Linked DNA regions of Mus musculus: region 1 is linked to region 2. A link is a contact called in ENCODE Hi-C or POLR2A ChIA-PET data. All regions are on one chromosome and are shown on one strand. Each heading gives the region's core, a stretch centred on a gene start or an enhancer-like site at or near the end of the contact. The rest is flanking DNA. Distances are from core to core; before and after follow the strand shown.

The links. A loop is a pair of places that touch in the nucleus more often than their neighbours do. ChIA-PET counts read pairs that join two places held with the same protein, here RNA polymerase II (POLR2A).
Region 1: a map of heart shows a loop between it and region 2 (5-fold over the local background). The contact joins the promoter of Dnajc11 here to the promoter of Camta1 in region 2. A Hi-C loop is called at or near these places in 16 of 37 maps with a recorded cell type or tissue (Patski, adrenal gland, gastrocnemius and 3 more). POLR2A ChIA-PET finds 5 or more read pairs at or near these places in 3 of 5 experiments (Patski and embryonic stem cell).

What each region holds. Positions count from the first base shown.
Region 1 is chr4:151,931,085-151,935,334 of GRCm38, reverse strand. It overlaps Dnajc11 (DnaJ heat shock protein family (Hsp40) member C11), which reads right to left and starts at 1,615. Exons shown (of 16, transcript NM_172704.3): 1 at 1,511-1,615. The coding sequence starts at 1,582.
Region 2 is chr4:151,859,252-151,863,035 of GRCm38, reverse strand. It overlaps Camta1 (calmodulin binding transcription activator 1), which reads left to right and starts at 1,268. Exons shown (of 24, transcript NM_001081557.3): 1 at 1,268-1,411. The coding sequence starts at 1,367. The region is part of intron 2 of Gm42357 (a long non-coding RNA gene); the gene reads right to left. It overlaps 9230110K08Rik (a long non-coding RNA gene), which reads right to left and starts at 1,292. Exons shown (of 2, transcript XR_390981.3): 1 at 179-1,292.

The sequences.
Region 1 (4,250 bases), core at 366-2,865, 72 kb before region 2:
AGCCTGGTCTACACAGTGAGTTCTTGCCAGCACTACACTGTGTCAGGCCCTGTGGCAGAAAAAAAACAAACAAAAACAAAACAACTCAGGGGAAAACCTACAGTTTCATTCAACTGCTAACCTGGAAGTCCAGGAAACGTTTCCTGGAGGAGTTTCTGTGGTAAGCAGTGGCTGATACAGGGCACAGTATAGAGACAAAGAGCTTTGCTGTATGTGGAATGGTAAACTGAGGCAGTAGAGTTCAAGAGCTGGGTTTCTGGAGTTAGACTGCCCAGGGACGAATTGCACCTGTTTGTTCCCTCGATTATAATTACTGGATTGAATATATATATACACATGTATATATGTATACATACATATATACACACATATGTATGTACACACACACACATATATATGTATACATACATATATACTCATTCATACTGGATTGTTATGAGAGCGCCTATCACAATTTAAAGAGACACTGAGTCAGTTCTTTCAGCAGGTGGCTGTGCAGAAAACACTCAGAAAGATATTGGTTATTAGCACACAGACCAACTTTTACTGGCAACTGGGTTAGCTTTGCTGAGGCTAGCACAATTCCCTTACTTTTGATCTTTACCAGAAACCCTAAAAGACAGGATTGGGACTTGTGTGGAAGGACTGACAACTTGGACCCAGCAGCCACAGACCTCTCGAATGCCTTTCGTGACCTGACCTTGGAAGCCTTTCCGGGAACCCTTCTCTGACGGAGCTCAAGTGCGGACTAGCCATAGAGAACAAGAACGTATGCGAGGTATACACGTGCCAGACAGTGCGGACCTCAAGGGTGACTTTTTATTCTCGAGGAGACCGCGTGAATCCACTGGCAAGCACTGGATGCTGAAGTGCGGTCAGAGCGCCGGTGCGTCTCTGGCCTAGCACTTCTTGCTCATCCACGGCCCCCGAGTCGAGGCTGGAGAGGTCTTGCTCTCTGATTTCTGGGCAAAGGCTCAAGGGATCGGAGGAGGACACGAACGCCAGCCTGGGAGGGTAGCCTCTGCTTCGGAAGCACCAGCGATTGAGGGTCCGACCGAACCCTGGAGAGGCTCCCTGTGGCCTTGACCTTGCTGTCCAGGGCTGCGATCGCCCAGCTCCTGGCTCAGGCTGATGACCCTACCCTCTAGCCTAGGGTAGGAGTATGTAGGGGAAGCGTGGGACCTGGTTCCCCACTGCAGCGGCTGCCCCGGGGTCCTCGTCCCCCTTCCGGCAAGTACGTGGGTCCGGGTCCGGGCCAGGCCTGGGCACGGTGCACGCCATGCACGGGTCGCGGAGCGCCAGGCAGACGCTGGACCCGCGCCGGGGCGCGAGGGTCGCGGCGGTGCGGGCAGCTCGACGGCTGGCAGGCGCACACGGCGGCGGGGTCACGCGGCCTCCGGGCCGGGCCGTGGCCTTGCCGGGGCGGCTGCGGGGCCAGAGCCGCCCGTCCGACCGTCCAGAACCACCGAGCCGGGCCTCAGCCTCGCCGACGCCACGCCGCGGGCCTCACCTCCCTGCGCACGTTCAGCAGTGAGTAATAGTCTTCATTGTCCAGCTCCTCCTCGCTCAAGGCCGTCGCCATCTTCGCAACCTTTCACCCCGCCAAACCGGCGAGGCCGTGGTTAAGAGGGTCCGGCGCTGCGTAGCGCTTCCCGCGCGCCTCCCGCCCACGTCACAGCGGCCCCTGGCGGCCCGGAGCCGCACAGCAGCCCTTGGGACGCGCCTGCGCACTGCGCCCCCGCGCGGCCGAGGCCGGAAGCTGGGAGGTGTATATGTATACCAGCCTCTCGTGTGTGTGTGTGTGTGTGTGTGTGTGTGTGTGTGTGTGTGTGTGTGTGTGCAGTCTGTGTGTGTGTGTGTGTGTGTGTGTGTGTGAAACCTGTGTATGTGTGTACCAGCATGTGTGGGTGTGTACACAAGCATGTGTGTGTGTACGAGTGTGTGGTGTTTGTGTATGAGTGGATGCATGGGATGTGTGTATGAGGGTGTAAGGTGTACGTGAGAGTGTTGTGTGTAAGTGTGTGTGTGTGTGTGTGTGTGTGTGTAAGCGTGTGTGGGGTTTGTGAGAGTGTGATGAGGGTATGAGTGGGGTGGGGTGTATGAGTGGGGGTGTCCCGTGTGTTTAAGTGGGGGTGTGGTGTGTGTGTATGAGAGTGTGGGATGTGTGAGAGTGTGGGATATGTGTGTGTGTGTGTGTGTGTGTATGAGCACGTATGGGGTTTGTGAGAGTGTGGTGGGGGTGTGAGTGGGGTTGTGGTGTATGTGTGGGGTTGTGGATGTGTGTTTATAAATGTGTGTTCAAGTGTGGGTCAGTGTATGTGTGTGAGTGGGGGTGTGGGTGTGAGTGGACATATTGTGTGTGTGTTTACGGCTGTGAAAGTGATGGGGTTATGTGGTGTGTGTGTATCTGTATGGGCAGGGTTAGTATTCAACAGGGCCGCACCACACTCATAAGACCCTTATGGCCCAGGTTCTGGGTGGCGGCGAACCCGGGATGGCTGAGCTCCTTCCCCTGTTTTGGAGTCTGTTGTAAAGCCACCCTGAGCCCAGGCACGCATCTCTCCCGGGGCCCACCCACAAGGGAAGCCGCTGGTGGACCCACTTGCTGACTTATGTGTGCTCAGGAAACCTTCAAAGTGGTTACCTACACCCTTTGTGGTCCACAGAGGCTGCCTTATCTTCTGTTTCTGTCATGTTTTGTCTTTTCTTAACCATTGCCCTGAATGTAGGAGCACCTGGCCTTTTTTTTTTTTTTTTTTTTCCCTGCCGCATAAATGAGGAGGCAATATCCATTTGGTTCTTAATTGCGTCTGGCGTGCATATATACCTGTGGTTCCTACCTCAGAGCCATTCTGCTGGAAATTTCTCCTGTATAATTTAGCAGTGGAGTCTAATTGATTTCAACCTGGTGCCTGCTGTTTGGTGCCTTATTAAAAACGTCTTGGTTACAATAATCTAAATATTTTAAGTGTCTTTGAAATTATGTTATCAAGTGGTGGGCAGCAGCGTAGGCCCCTCCACCTGTTGGTTCACATGACCTGAGTCTTTTCTCAGGGGTCCTTGTTGTTCCTCCACACAGCCATCCGCTTGCCCGTCATAAGCTGGTATCCTGGGAGACCCCGACACCTGTCTGCAGATAGGAGAGGTTGATTTCTTTCTCATCCTAATTCTTGGCCAGATGTGCGCCATCTGGGCCTGTGTCACGTCCCTTCCAAGGTGCTCACTCCTCTTAGGATCTTTTGGCGGGAGACATCTAGGTGTGTGGAGTCAGCCTGCAGTAGGCTGTTGACCCAGGTTGTAAATTAGCAGCTTTTTATTATTTTGTTAAAGCATGGTAGGCCTCCCTACACGACGGCATCCACAGCCATGCCCCGTCAGCTCTCCTCCTGCAGGTTTATAGACTTTTCTTCTCTCCCTTCCTTCGCAGAGCTGTGGTTAGGGCTAAACTACCTGCTGACATTTTCTGGTTTTTGAAATTTCATGCGCGTGCAAGGGGTGCGGCTCTCTCTCTCTCTCTCTCTCTCTCTCTCTCTCTCTCTGTGTGTGTGTGTGTGTGTGTGTGTGTGTCTACAGTGTTGAGATGTCTCAATTTTCCTTAGGTTTGTAGATATTAACTGGCCTGCAGTGCTCACTTGGGCAGAGAAATCCTTGCAGTACCTCCTTTGCTTGGGAAAGGAAACACAGCTGGTAGATGTTACGTAAGTGGAACATGAGGCGTGTTTCCCGACGCCCAGGTCTGTGTTTCTGTGATTGAGAATGGCCTGGTTTTTATCACCACTCAGACAAAATAAATAACAACTCAGGGATGCTCTGGGCCCGGCCTCTCTCGGGCCCACGATATTTTGTGCGGCACTTCCTTGGAAAGTGTCTGTGACAAATGGAGAGCTGGGGGAATGGATGTATTTCCAGGGTTGGTTGTTTTCCTTTCTCCCCTCCAAAAAACCCTGATGTGCCATGGGCAAAATAATGAGAACCAAGGGCTGTACAAATTTATACGTTAAAAAACACACATCCAACATGCTCCTGGAACCAGAGAAAGTGCTGAAAGGGCTCTATTGTTCAGGGCCTGGCACCTTCTAAAGCTACCTGTAGTTTAGGGGCAAAGCAAAACTTAGGTTAATACACACATGATGCATGTTTGAAGATTTATTTTATGTGTGAGGTTTCTTTTTATTCGTGTATGTATGTGCACCACCTGCATGCCTGGGGCCTGAGGATGTCAGAGAAGGTACCAGATCTCCTGGAATGAG
Region 2 (3,784 bases), core at 19-2,518:
CTTCAGTGCACCTGCAGAATCCCTGCATGGTGTTTGCCCTCCCTCTTCTCCTTCCCTTTTATTTTTCTATGTGCGGAATTCCTGCACTCTGCCCTTCCCCTCCCTCTCTCCTTCCATCCTTTCCTCTATTTTCTGGCCACGTTCAGAGCCCCTGATTTCTCTCGAGAAGGCGCAGTACTTTGCAGCTCTTCTGGCCCGGGCTTGTGTCTGCAGGGCGTGCGAATCTCTCCGGTGTGGACCTACAGGCAGGAGAGCTGCGCGGAGCTGCGGCTGGAACCCGACCGAAGCGCCGGGAGCCCGGGAGGGATTGGCTAGGCTAGCCGAGGTCGAGCGTTCCGAGCCCTAGATCCGCGGCTGCAGCCTGGGACAGGCACCTATGACTCATCGGCTCCGCCGGTCACATGGGCAACGTGACCAAAATAAAGTTTCAGTATTTTAAGCCGCTAGAAAAGGGGACAGAGGAGCGCAAGGCAGGCGGGAGCGTAGGGTGGCCGCGGGGACGCTGCGCCGGCCGAGGGGGCGGGGCTGAGGCCAGGAAGGGGCGGGATTTGGCCGAGGGGCGTGGTCTGCCGGGAGGTGCGCCCCTCCCCCGTGTCGGGCAGCGACGCCCCGACTCTCGGCTAAACGGTTCGGGAACGCTGTGAACCGGCACGCCTCGGTGCCTTACGTATCCCTCCGGCAGGGCCGCCCCCCGCCAGCGCCGCAGGCTGCGGGATCCCGGAGATCCCAGCGTGTCCTCCGAAGACACCGGGACCCCCACGCGCCAGCAGCGGCTTCCCCGGGAACGTCCTTCAGCTCCCGGAGCACGCGGGAAAAGCCCCAGCACACCAATGAGCGAGCGCCTTCCTCATGACGGTCACGCTGGGGGGCGGGGCTTCCCACAGCCGTTCCCGAGTTCCGGGAACCCCCTTTGATTGGTCTGGACGGCTTGGGAAACACTGTAGTGACGTCCAATCAAAACACCACGTCTCGGCCTCGAGGAAATATTCCGTGTCAGCCTCATCCTGATTGGGCCATCCTTTCGACCTCTGTCCACTAGGAAGCTTTGTTTAGGTCTGGAGGGCGGGTTTTCCCGGGAGTGGGTGGGGAGGGGGCGTTGATTCCAGGCCAATCACTTTAGTCGGTGCGGTGGTGATCAGCCAATGGACAGGGTGGATAGGACGCTCCTCCCGGAGAGTAGTGAGACCCCTGGTGCGGTCCGATTGGTCGCGGGAGCCGTGACTGGCAGACGCACCAACCAGTGGGCGCTGTGCGTGGGCCGCGGGGCGGGGCCAGGGCGGGTGCGCGGCGGCGGCGGGGTGGCTGGGCCGGCGGCGGCGGCGGTACGAGGCGCGCGCTCGGGGTCCCGGTCGCGAGGAGGAGGAGGATGTGGCGCGCGGAGGGGAAATGGCTGCCGAAAACAAGCCGGAAGGTGAGAGCCGGAGCGTGAGGGCCCGGGGCTGTCAGGGTGGCGGCGACACGGCGAGCCCGGGGCCGCGCCGGACATCCCGGGCATCGGCGGCGCGGGGCGCGAGCGCGGGGGCGCGGCGGGCGCGGGGAGGGCGCCGGCGGGGTGGGGGGGGCGGAGCGCGGCCGAGTCCTGAGGTGACTCGCGGGCCGGCCGAGCGGGGCGCCCCGCACCCAGCCCCGGGGGCGGCAGGCCGGGGCGGGGGGCGCGCGGGGCGGGGGCCGGGCCCAGCGAGGAGGAGGAGAAGCCGCGACGCCTCCCGCACCCGGCCCGGGGCATCCCCGCCGTGTCGGTCGGGGTGTCAGGGGGCCGCGGGGCGGAAAGTTTCCCGGGCCGCGGGGGCTCGCGGGCACCGGTGCCGGCGGCCGTAGCGGCGTCAGGGCCGGACGTTCCCCTCCACAGCCCCCCTCGGGCCGCGCGGCGCCTCCTAGCGCCGGCGTGGGGGGTGTCCCCGCGCGGGTCCCCGCCAGGGGGCCCCCCTCGTGCCGAGCGCCCCTCGGCCGAGGCCCCGGGCGACCCCTCCCCCAGCAGGGCCGGGGTCCTCGCGCGGCCTCCCCGCCCCTCACAGCATGCTCTTCCACACTTGCCCTTGCACCCTCACTACCGGGAGGGTGGGGTCTCCACACTGCCATGCCCTTTACCTTCCGTGACCCCGATCCTCTCCGAGCACTGAGGGTTCCGTGTCAGCCTGTCCCCTTTTTGAGGGGACTCTCGTGGGGCCGCGGAGCCTCTGCACGCTGGGTTAATCTTTTTTTTTTTTTTTGGCCAGGACAAGGGGACTCGGGGCTACCCATGTTCTTCCTTCTTAGCTCACCCAGTGGCTTGTGGGGCCCTGTGCAGCTCTGAAGTCATTTCTAAATAGGCAGGCAGACACTTCTTCCAGATCTGTACTCTTTCCGTACACTTTCCTGGGTTAGGGTGAGCTCATTTCCTGAACACCCTTCGAGTTGCCCTCTTTCTTGTTGGGAAAACCGGACGCTCCAATGCTCCTCTCCCTAGCTGTCTGCCTCTCTCCTTGGAGTTCCCTGTCTGGGCCAGGGTGGGCGCCCCAGTAAGATGTAGGGCAGGCAGGACTTCCGATGTGCCTACCACTTGAGTGTAAGGGACCTCAGTACTTGTTTCTTGCAGGAAAAGAAGGATCTATTGCTTCCCGTTCACTCTTGGATCTTAGGGGGCACCCTTCACCAGTTAACACTATCCCACTGGGAAAAGGGTCCAGTGCCCTTGAATTTGGTGTTCTGATTCCTGTCTTCTGAGCAGAAAGAACCAGACTTTATGCATCCCACTCTCAAGAAGTCTTTGAATCTTTCTTGGAAATAAACTTCCCAATTCTTCTTTTTTTTTTTTTTTTCTGAGAGAACTCAGACCCTCCTTATGGCTCCTGTTTCCCAGTCAGCCATATTTAGTGAGCCTGTTACCTTGACTTTCTCTAATTTTCTCAAATTGTATTCATGTTGGCTGGGTAAGGAGAAGCCATATGCCTTTCTATCCAGAATAGGGAGTGTAGACACCCTTGTCGCCCACATGCCATTTGAGAAGAGGTAGCTTGTGTGCTCCTTGTTGTACCAGAATCTTCCTTTGGCCCTGGTATGTCTCTAGTGGGATCAAAACATTTCTTTGGATCTTGCACCTTTCAAGCAAAGGGGCAATTTCTCTACTTTTTGCTGTTCTGGTTCTCTTTGACATCACGGAAATTGGGTGCTCGACACAGTTGTTGACACACACAGACCACTTTGTGCATATGTGCAATAGCATTCTATACATACCCAGAAGAAGTTAGAAGGGTCAGGTGGCAGCTCTATGGTCAGAGTGGGTGGAGTGTTAATTTGCCAGAATGTGTGTATCTGTACATACCTACCCATGTATGTTATTGGTGGCTTCAGGATTAGAAGAAGCCAAGGTGTCGTTGATAAAAGCAATGTCACACTACTCCTTCATTTGTCATTTGTATTGTACTGAATAAGCAGAAAGGCACTTCTCCCATGTGTGGAGTGCTTGCTGATGAATGCCCAGACTTTTCCATTTGGAATCTAGGGACAGTATTCTCAGCTTGATTCTGTGGGGAGTGAAAGTTCTTATCTTGATTTTTTTTTCCCCCTGCAGTGTAGGAGAAAGCGATTTCCTGTGTTTTGGGGAAATGATAGGAAATGGAGAAGCGGCTGCCTCTCCCTGATAGAACTGGGAGCTAACTGACGGCTTCAAGTACATCCCTGTTGTATTTCAGCCAGTGAAGTGAGAGACGCTAAGAAATTAGAAGAAGGTGCCTTCGGAAAAGTGCTTGCCGCTGCTTCCCGGGAAGGTGGCAGGGTTTCCAGGTTCTTTCTCTGGGGCCCACAG